Linked DNA regions of Homo sapiens: region 1 is linked to region 2. Evidence: chromatin loops called from intact Hi-C (ENCODE). Cell type or tissue: HepG2. All regions are shown on one strand. Region 1 overlaps THADA (THADA armadillo repeat containing). Region 2 overlaps THADA (THADA armadillo repeat containing).

Region 1 (5,000 bases), 75 kb after region 2:
AGGATCCCGTCCTCCAAAAATCTGGGGATCTGTGCTTTGATCAATGGTTGCTGTTCTGATCTTGGAGATACAAACACATAGGCAGGCAGCCATTGTTGCAACCCTCTTAGCACAGTTACAAACCCCTCCCCTCAGGCTGAAGCAACTTGCAAGGAATTTAAAGGGCAATTCACTTTTCTTCCTTTCTTTTTTTTTTTTTTTTTTTGCTTTTATTTTCTTCTTCATTTTTCTCTTTTCCCACTTTCAGAAGACAGATATTTAAAGTCTAGGACATTCAAAAGTAACCACATATCAGGGGAATGTAGAAGGTTACCACACACACCCAATGAAAGGTGCAGGCTCAAAAAAGACCTGAGAAAAACTTAAGCTTACACATCAGGCAGACCCCCTGACACAGACAAAGCCTACCACAATCAAACAACAAAAGTAAAATCAGAAATCAGCAAACCCTGAGAAAGAGGGAGAACCTGATTTCCAGAGTTACTACACTATTAGATTCAAGCATCCTGTTTCCAACAACAACAACAAAACAAACAAACAAAACCCTGCTAGGCATACAAAGAAACAGGGAAAGATAGCCAATTCAAAGGGGGGGCGGGGAACCCAACAGGAACTGGCCCTGAGAAAGACTTGATGGTAGAGACAAAGGCTTTAAAACAAGTATCTTGAAGCTGTTCAAAAAACTAAAAGAAGACATGGAGAAAGTCAAGAAAATGATACATGAACAAAATGAAAATATTAATAAATAGATAGAAACCTAAAAAGAAACATAAAAATACCTACCACTAAAATGTACAAGAACTGAAGTAAAAAATTCATTAGAGGGATTCGAAGGCATATCTGAGTAGGTAAAGGAAATAATCAATGAACCTGAAGATAAGACAAGGGAAATTATTGAGTCTGAGGAACAAAAAAAAGATTAAAGAAATGTGAATAAGTCCAAGGGACCTGTGGAACACCATCAGGTGAACAAACATTATGGGAGTTCTAGAAGGAGAAGAGAGAGAGAGAAAGAGGTAAAGAGATTATCTAAAGAAATAATGACCAAAACTTCCCAAGTTTGATGAAAGACAGGAATATAAACATCCAAGAAGCTCAATAAACTCCAGATAGGATAAACTAAAAAAGACCCACACACATTAAAATCAAACTGTCAAAAGACAAAGACAAAGAGATAAGCTTGAAAGCAGAAAGAGAAGCCCGGGCAACATGGTGAGACCCCATCTCTACAAAGAATTTTTAAAATTAGCCAGTCATGGTGGTGTGCTCCTGTGTTCCCAGCTACTTGGGAAGCTGAGGTGGGAGAATCACTTGAACCCAGGAGGTCAAAGCTGCAGTGGGCTGTGATTGCACCACTGCACTCCAAGCTGGGTGACAGGGCAAGACCCCGTCTTAAAAAAGAAAAAGTGACTTGTTACATGCAAACGGTCCTGAATAAGATTATCAGCCAATTTCTTATAAACTTTGGAGGCTAGAAGGCAGTGGGCTGATATATTCAAAGTGCTGAAAGAAACAAACAAAAAAACCTGTTAACCAAGAATCCAATACCTGGCAAACGGTCCTTCAACTGTGAGGGAGAAAATAAGACATTCCCAGATAAATAAAAACTAAGTGAGTTCAGTACCACTAGACTTGCCCTGCAAGAAATATAAAAAGAGTCCTGAAAGCTGAAATAAAAGGACACTGGACAGGAACTTGAAGTCACATGAAAAATAAAGATCTCAGTAAAGGGAAATACATGGGGAGTTACAAAAGCTAGGATCATTGTAACTCTGGTTTATAACTCCACTTTTTGTAATCTACAAAAATTTAAGAGACTAGCATATTTTTAAAAACTATTATTAGATTAAAAACCAGTATTATTATAACTTCATACTTTGTTTTCTACATAAATTAAGAGATTTATGCACAAAAATAAAACAACTACTAATGTTTTGGACACAACTGTATAAAGATATAAATCTGTGACATCGGTAACTGAAAGGGGGTAGAGACGAAGCCATATAGGAGCAGAGTTTTTGTATACTACTGAAGTTAAGGTGGTATAAATTCAAATTAGAATGTTACAACCTTAGAATATTAAATTGAAACCCATGGCAGCCACAAAGAAAATAGTTATAGAATATACACAAACACACAAAGGAAATGATGAGGAAATTAAAACATTTCACAGCAAAAAATAAACTAAACATTAAAAAAAAGCTATAAGGCATATAGAAAACAAATAGCCAAATTACACAAGTAAGTCTCTCATTAGTAACTACTTTAAATGTAAAGGATTAAACTCACCAACCACAAGACAAGAGATTGGCAGAATGGATAAAAAAAAACATGATCCAACTATATGCTGTTTACAAGAGACTTGCTTTAGCTCTAGGGACACAAATAGATTAAAAGTAAAATCATGGGAAAATATATTCCATATAAATAGTAACGGAAGACAGCAGGGGTGGCTATAAATAAGCCAGTCACAAAAGACAAACACTGTATGATTTCCTTTCTATGAGGTAGCTAGAACAGTCAAATTCATAGAGACAGAAAGTAGAATGGTGGTTACTGGGGCACTGGAGGAAAAGGGGAATGAAGAGTTATTAAGGAGTATAGAGTTTCAGTTTTGCAAAATAAAAGGAATTCTGAACATAAATGGTGGTAATGGTTACACAAGAATATAAATATAGTTAATATCATTGAACCATATACTTAAAAATGGTTAAGATGGTAAATTTTATGTTATGTGTATTTTACCACAATAAAAAATATGCTATTAAATTAAAACAAAGAAACCAGAGCTGTTCTGGTTGAAGCAGGATTGAGGCAAGTGATCAACAGTTTGGCCTCTCTCTTATCCTTAGGCAAGCACAGATCCTGAACTGCCACCACGAGCTCCAGAGGCAAAGTTTAGAGCTTGATGGCTTTAGAAACTCTAAAGTGAAACTCTGAACAGCTATCCACACTCCTTATTTCCTCATTTCCTATTATCCCTATCTTTCCAACCTACAGAAGCACATTCCATCCCCCACTGTCCATTATTCCCTACAATACCAATTTTACTTTTTCATAACATTAACAGTTACTGTTGTTTTACTGAAACATGTTTAAAGTCCATCTCCTCTCACTAGGATGTTAGCTCCCTGAGACTAAAGACTATCTAATTTCTGCTCTGATCCCAGCACCCAGAATGGTGTCTAGTACATAGGAGGCATTAGTAAATATTTGCTATCTTCTTGCTATTTTTTTTAGAACTTCCCACAAATCCTGCCCCTTCTTTTTCAGCCATAGGGGTTCCATGTTAATCAACCTGACTCTAAAGATATATACAAGATTACAGAAACTCTTCTTTGTTAATTCTAAAGAGCATCACATAACCTTAGTCAGGAATGTGTACTAAACATGCCAACAGTTCAAACAGTACTACATTTGTCTCATCTACTATACTATCAAGAAATCACAGGCTGGGCTCAGTGGCTCACGCCTGTAATCCCAGCACTTCGGGAGGCTGAGGCAGGTCAATCACCTGAGGTCAGGGGTTCAAGACCCGCCTGGCCAACGTGGTGAAACCCTGTCTCTACTAAAAATACAAAAATTAGCCGGGCGTGATGGCGCATACCTGTAGTCCCAGCTACTCGGGAGGCTGAGGCAGGAGAACCACTTGAACCCAGGAGGTAGAGGTTGCAGTGAGCTGAGATAGCACCACTGCACTCCAGCCTTGGTGACAGAGCGAGACTCCATCTCAGAAAGAAAGAAAGAAAAAAGAAATTGCCCAACAATTCCTCTTTCATTCATTAAAAGTGAATAGACTAATTTAGCATAAGGTCCAATATTCTCAAATAATTTTTTTTTGTTTCTATCATTTTGTTCAGCTAACACTTTTAACTAAGATTAATATTAATATGCCAACTCATATTGTTCAAGTGAGGGGGTGGTGCCAATAGTCCCATATTTCAAGGAACATAATAAAACTAGAAGTATTTTCAAATGACTGTACTCATTTCCTTTTACAGATGAGAAAACTGATACCCAAGGAAATGAAGTGAGTCTCCCAACATCAAAATACAGCTTGGAGGTAAATACAGAACTAGAATCCAATTATCTTATTTCCCAATCTAGTCATTAGACATTCCAAGGTTTCTATTTTACAAGTAATCTAACTACTGCTGTGCCAGGCATCTTCTTAACAAGCAGAGGACACACTGTGACCCAGACAGGCCAGTTTCCAAAGAAGTTCATGTGTCCCCATGGTTTGGTTGTATGGCAGTCTCTCCACTGCTGTCAATCAGCCTGGTCAGGTTAGATTAAGGTTCCTCACCTGAGCTTCTACTCCGACACACTGAGTCAGGCCCACCCACTGAATTTATGGGAGTAGATGAACAGGCAAACTGCCAGCTAAACTGATCTTTTAAAATCTAATCATCTGCTGTTACAAAGCATTTTTGGAGATCACTGGACCACAGATAATTCCATTGGGTCCAATAAGTCTCCTGTCTCTCCTGTATTCAAATTAAGAGACTCTTCCTAATATACTAGAATATCCCTTACTACCCTCCACCCACCCCCAAAAAAACATCTAACTCCCGTGCAAATCAAACCAGAAAAGAGTGTGTGTATTTGTTCTTATTCAGGCTAAATGCTTCACTTTTCCCCAGTGAACCGATGCTTTTTGTAAGTCTGTGAACACTCAGGCTGAGACTTATTTACAAGAAAAATAAACAAACAAACAAAAAACCCAAGTAGTCACCAGGCAAATGTTACACTCCCAATTAAGACACAATGCTGTCTATAGGTATGATGTGATGTCTGGTATACACATATTTTCCCAAATTCACAATTAGAAGAAATAAGACTCAGGATACAAGGTGTGATTTTCCTCAGCTGCAGAAGTATGGAAAAGAGTCCCTTAAGAAGTGGACATCCATCTCAGACTGCAGGAATTAGTCTTCCTTCTGAAGAACTGCCTGGAAGTACTCAAATAATAGGATAATTTTCAACAGATTGGCTGGATT
Region 2 (5,000 bases):
GGCCTCATGTGATCTGTCCACCTCGGCCTCCCAAAGTGCTAGGATTACAGGCATGAGCCAATGAGCCTGCCCAAGTCTAATAAGTATTTAAACTCTCTATTGGAATACACCAGGAAAACTCATTTCTAATATTACCAACAGATGTTCTTTGTATTGATCACAACATCTTTCTAGTTCCCTTATTAATTAATGAGTTAAATAAAATCTTACATGCATGTTCATTTTATATTTGCCTGAGAGTGATTTTACCTTTATGAAATTATACTTTAACAATGTCAGTTTTCCCCAAATTGCTTGACAGATGCAACACAATCTCAATCAAAAAACATTTCATTGATCCTTACTATTTATTGTTGCACATCAATTTTGGAATTTTGGAATTACACTATCAAGTGAAAGTTTAAAAAGTTAAAATTTTTATTGGACATGCATTAAGCCTATGTTTGGAGAAAACTGACATCTTTATAATATTCAGCCCAATCAAAAACATGTAATATTCTTGGGGAAAGCCCAAGAGAATCAACGGAAAACATATTAGTGCACAAAAGATCTTTACAAATAATACAGCAAATGAGAGTTAGGTGACACGGTACAGTATGGTACTGAAGTTAGGAATACAGGTTCTGAACTCTGGATCTGCCACTTTCTAGCTATATGAGCCTCAGTTTCTTCACTGTAAAATAGTATTCACTTTCTAGAACCGTTATGAGGATTCAATCAGCAAATATATGTAAGTGCATCTAAGTGTTTGACCCAGAGTTAGTGCAATAGAAGTGAGGACTAATAGTATTATTACAAAGCAAATATACAGAAGTCAATCATTTTCAAAAGTAAAATAGCACTATCAAAAGATATAACCAATAAAAGTACCCACTGATAACAGCAATAAGAAATATTTTTAAAATGCATTCTATACGAAGGAACCTTTAAAATGTAATGCTGTTGATGACATATAAGGATACAAACAAATGGAATGGCATAAACCACTAAATAACACATAATTAAATATGTTATATATAGTTAATAAGTTAACATATTAGTTTAGTGTGATCCTAATTTTAAAAATGACAATAAAAGGTAGGCGACTATACAAATTGATTTAAAGTTCATAAAATATTGAAAAAATAATACTGAAGGGGAATTAGTCTACACCAAATTGTAAAACACATATTGTAAAGCTACTATGAGCAACTGGTGTATGAATAAACAAATTGTTCAAAGGAAAAGACCAAAAATCTGGAAAATAAGAGCAACTATATACTGAAACTCAGTGTATGACAAAGACAGCTTTCAGTCTGGGGAGGTAAGATTTATTTTCTAATAAATGGTCGTGGACCAAAAAGAAAAAAAAAACCAGAAAAACTATGCAAATGATAGTTACCATTTATTAAGAAACTATATCATGCCAGCCACTATACTGGGAATTTGTACATGTAACATCTCTATTCCTTACAGCATCGTTGCCAATTATGCGTTATTATTTTGCAGATGGGTAAGCTTCAGTTCAGAGTTTAAGTGACTTGCCCTAGCAAGTATCTAGAAAATGGGGAAAGAGAATATCAAGTCCAGGACTGTCTGCCTGGATCCAAAACTTCTTTCTATTATATCATCCTCTAGCCACCACATAATCCAGTTTGTCAATGAAACTATCAATGGAGCAATAAACACTGCAAGATCACAAACTGTATACCAAGTAGGAATGAAGTAAGTATAATATAACACAGTATTTTCTCTCTATTCTTCTTAATTTTAAAATGATAAGTATACTTGGGGTCCCTGTCTGATTTATACTTCATCATTGTAGCTTCTTAGCTTTTCAATTACTGGATGACATCTAAGATGAATGCACCTTACACAAAATTCTTTCCAAAAGAGTAGCGTTAAAGTGAAGCTAGCATGCACTTCAAAATAATTTTACACAGAGGAAAATTTTGTAAATGTTTTCTTTTTCTAAATACAAGGTCACAATTTTAGGAAACTGAAAAATCTGTAGGCCAAAAGAATATAACGCTGGTTATTCTGACTTTCCTCTGCTGGGCAGTAAACCTCCTGAACTTCTATTTTTGAAAACTGAGGTATCCCTTTAATCTTGTTACAGAACTGCTGACAGTGTTAAGACAGCAAAGGAAAATCAGCCCAGGGCCTGCACTATGAAGGTCTCCAAGAAAAGGAATAAAACAAAGCACAAACATGCAAAAGCATTTTGCAAGAGAATTTCGTGAAATCAGTGTCAGTGTTCACAACCCAACACAAGAAACACCACCCACCTGCAAGCTGTTTCAGACTAAAAGGGGCCCCTGAAGCCAGATAAACATTGTGAAACCCTCAGAGCCAATATTTACAGCATGGTTAAAGTTGTACCTGTAGAAAACAGAACATCCCTCCTCTCTGGCCTCTCCAAGGATTCTACACATAACCAGTAATGCTCTCTTCTATTTTATTAGGTGTATATAAAGATACAGTTCAGAATGTACATGGCTTCCCCTGTCTTACTACATTCAGACAGTCAAGACACAAGGACACTCTGCTGTATGCACTCCTGAAGTAATACCCTCTTTATGATTATTTGTTTTCTACAAACACCTAAGACAATTGAGCCAACATTTTTAAAACAGAGAACCATCTGCTCTTCAAAAAATGGTCTCCATTTGGCTTAAGTCATTTTCAAAACTTTCTTTAATTCTATAGCTGAAAATACACAGAAGCAATGTCCCTTTCCCAAACTACATGTGATGTTAGAGATTTACTAGGATGCCCTCAGACAACGATAAAGATCTGTATTCTAAACATTCCGTCTCAGTTACTGAAGGCCACATGTTAAATGAATGAAGCCTATTTCTGTCTCACTTAGAAGCAAAACACTTAACACCTGCTTGGAATCAACAGCAAAGACTCTTACTAGGTTTCTGAGCCCCAAATACCACACTCGAATTAAGTCAAATGTCAGTAATGACTGACATTCAGAAGGGCTTCGCAGAGGCTCTGGCAACCTAGATACATTACAACACACTTATCTCTACCCATCACTACTCTGAGGCAAACAAAATCTGTTTCTTTATGTGAGATGACTAGAAAGTAGGGTGGCCTAGAATGAGTTTGTCCAGGGAATTAAGATTCATGGGGTCTGGCTCCTAAATGACTGTGTGACTTCATATGCAGCCAACATTTCAAGAGCCCCTACTATGTGCTGGAGCCAGTGTCAGACACTGGGAGTTTTAAGTGGTGAGTAAGGCACGGTCCTCAGCCTCAAAAAATTCAGGTCACCTCCTCAGGTCTGTTTTCCCATTCATGGAGTACACGGCTCACAGGCCACCCACAGGTTTAAAATTCTATGACTCAACACGACCTATTCTTGGGCAGAACATAGCCCCGGGAGTGGCACAATATCGTGGAAAGAGAAGGCGGCTGTGGGGAGTTGGGATAAACAATAGCATCTCCTCTGAGCTACCTGTGGAGGAGTCTGCAAATGCCTTTGGCAAAATTATAAATTGTTTAGAATTGTTTAGAGTTTAGATAACGGTCCTTTCCTACTTGAATAATTAATATGCTCTTATATGTGCCATTACCACAGGCCTGGAAGGGGGATCAACCTGATAACTAATTCACAACAAGGGATTTGAAAATTCAGTCAATGCTTGACTGAGGTGACATATGATGTTTCCCCCTCCTCTTTAGACATAGATTTTTTTTTTAAGGAAAAAATGTGTTAAATATACCAAGCTCAATGGCAAGAAAGGGAATCTCCAAATGCCAGATATAAAGAAGGAACTTAGAGCCAGGGTGATAGATGAGGTGCAGTGACCCACAGGGGAATTAGATGCTGAGCTGAGAGCACTGTGCAAAGCTTACAGCGATGAAAAACTGTTCTACTCACTAGAAAGCTCCATCATCTGATCGGGGATATGGCAAAGAATCTAGTTACCTTGCGGCCAGAGGTGAAAAATTTGTTCCTTATGAGCAATCAAAATTTCAGGTTTGAGAGAGGCTTATGCAGTATAGGAACAAGAAATTTACATAATGCTGGGTCTTGACCTATGAAATCTATAGAAAGGGCCCTAAAAGGTTAAACACAAAACTACCAGAGACAACTGCCTCTACCATCCAGTGCACAGGGGACTGCCAGGAAAAACTGTTCCTGAAGATGAGCTAAAAAAGAATTACAACCCTTGGGAAAGGCACCAGACACCGCAAAAGGCAGAATTCACATTCCAGGAACTACAGAAAACCAGTAACTTGAAAAAGACTAAGGTAAACAGATACCTTGTAGAATGTCCCTCAATTTGGGTTTGTATAGTATTTTCACATGATTAGACTGAGGTCATAGATTTTGGAGAAAATATTGCAGAGGTGATGTTGGGCATTTAAGAAAAAATTAATAGAAAACAATCAAAGAGATAATGAAAAGACTAAAAGACAGAAGTAAACATAATTACCATGAGAAAATAAGAGGCAGATCTCAGGGTGGGATGGGGAAGAGACACCTTCATTGAAGTAGAAAATTCCATGACAGAATGAAGTACTTATTTCACCTGTGTCACTAGACATAAGCAACTGAAAATGGAATCAGTGAACTAGAAAATACATCTGAGGAAATAATCAAGAATCAAGCCCAGAGATAAAAATTGGACAGAACTGTGAAATGGCAATATTCAAAGAAACGGAGATAAAGAATATTCTGGAATTTAATAAAGATATTAGTTCATATTAAAGGACTTCACCAAGTCTTGAGTATAGTTAATATAACTAATGATCACCTAGGAACATCATAATAAAACTGTAAGCCATCAATAACAGAAAAATCTTAAATGCCACAAAAACTAGATAATCTACAAAGGAATGACAATCAAACTGATGATAGCTGTCTTATTATAATAACAGATGTCATAGACAATATAATAGTATCTTCTTTTTTCTTTTTGAGATGGAGTCTTGCTTTGTTGCCCAGGCTGGAGTGCAGTGGCATGATCTGGGCTCACTGCAACCTCCACTTCCAGGGTTCA

The links. Peaks named below come from ENCODE experiments on the same cell type or tissue, not always from the same donor. Only the 100,000 strongest peaks of a DNase experiment are listed, where the experiment ranks them.
Region 1: a loop joins it to region 2, with 2.2 times the contacts of the local background. A loop is called at or near these places in 1 of 110 quality-filtered maps.

Annotation. Positions count from the first base shown.
Region 1 is chr2:43,448,375-43,453,374 of GRCh38, forward strand. The region is part of intron 26 of THADA (THADA armadillo repeat containing); the gene reads right to left. Among named protein-coding and RNA genes, the nearest start is that of THADA, 150 kb to the right of the region's middle. In HepG2, no CTCF peak of the experiment used is centred here; a DNase peak (open chromatin) is centred at 3,077.
Region 2 is chr2:43,373,706-43,378,705 of GRCh38, forward strand. All of the region lies in intron 29 of THADA (THADA armadillo repeat containing), which reads right to left. Among named protein-coding and RNA genes, the nearest start is that of LINC01126, 150 kb to the left of the region's middle. In HepG2, no CTCF peak of the experiment used is centred here; DNase peaks (open chromatin) are centred at 2,306 and 2,906; H3K4me3 peaks cover 979 bases.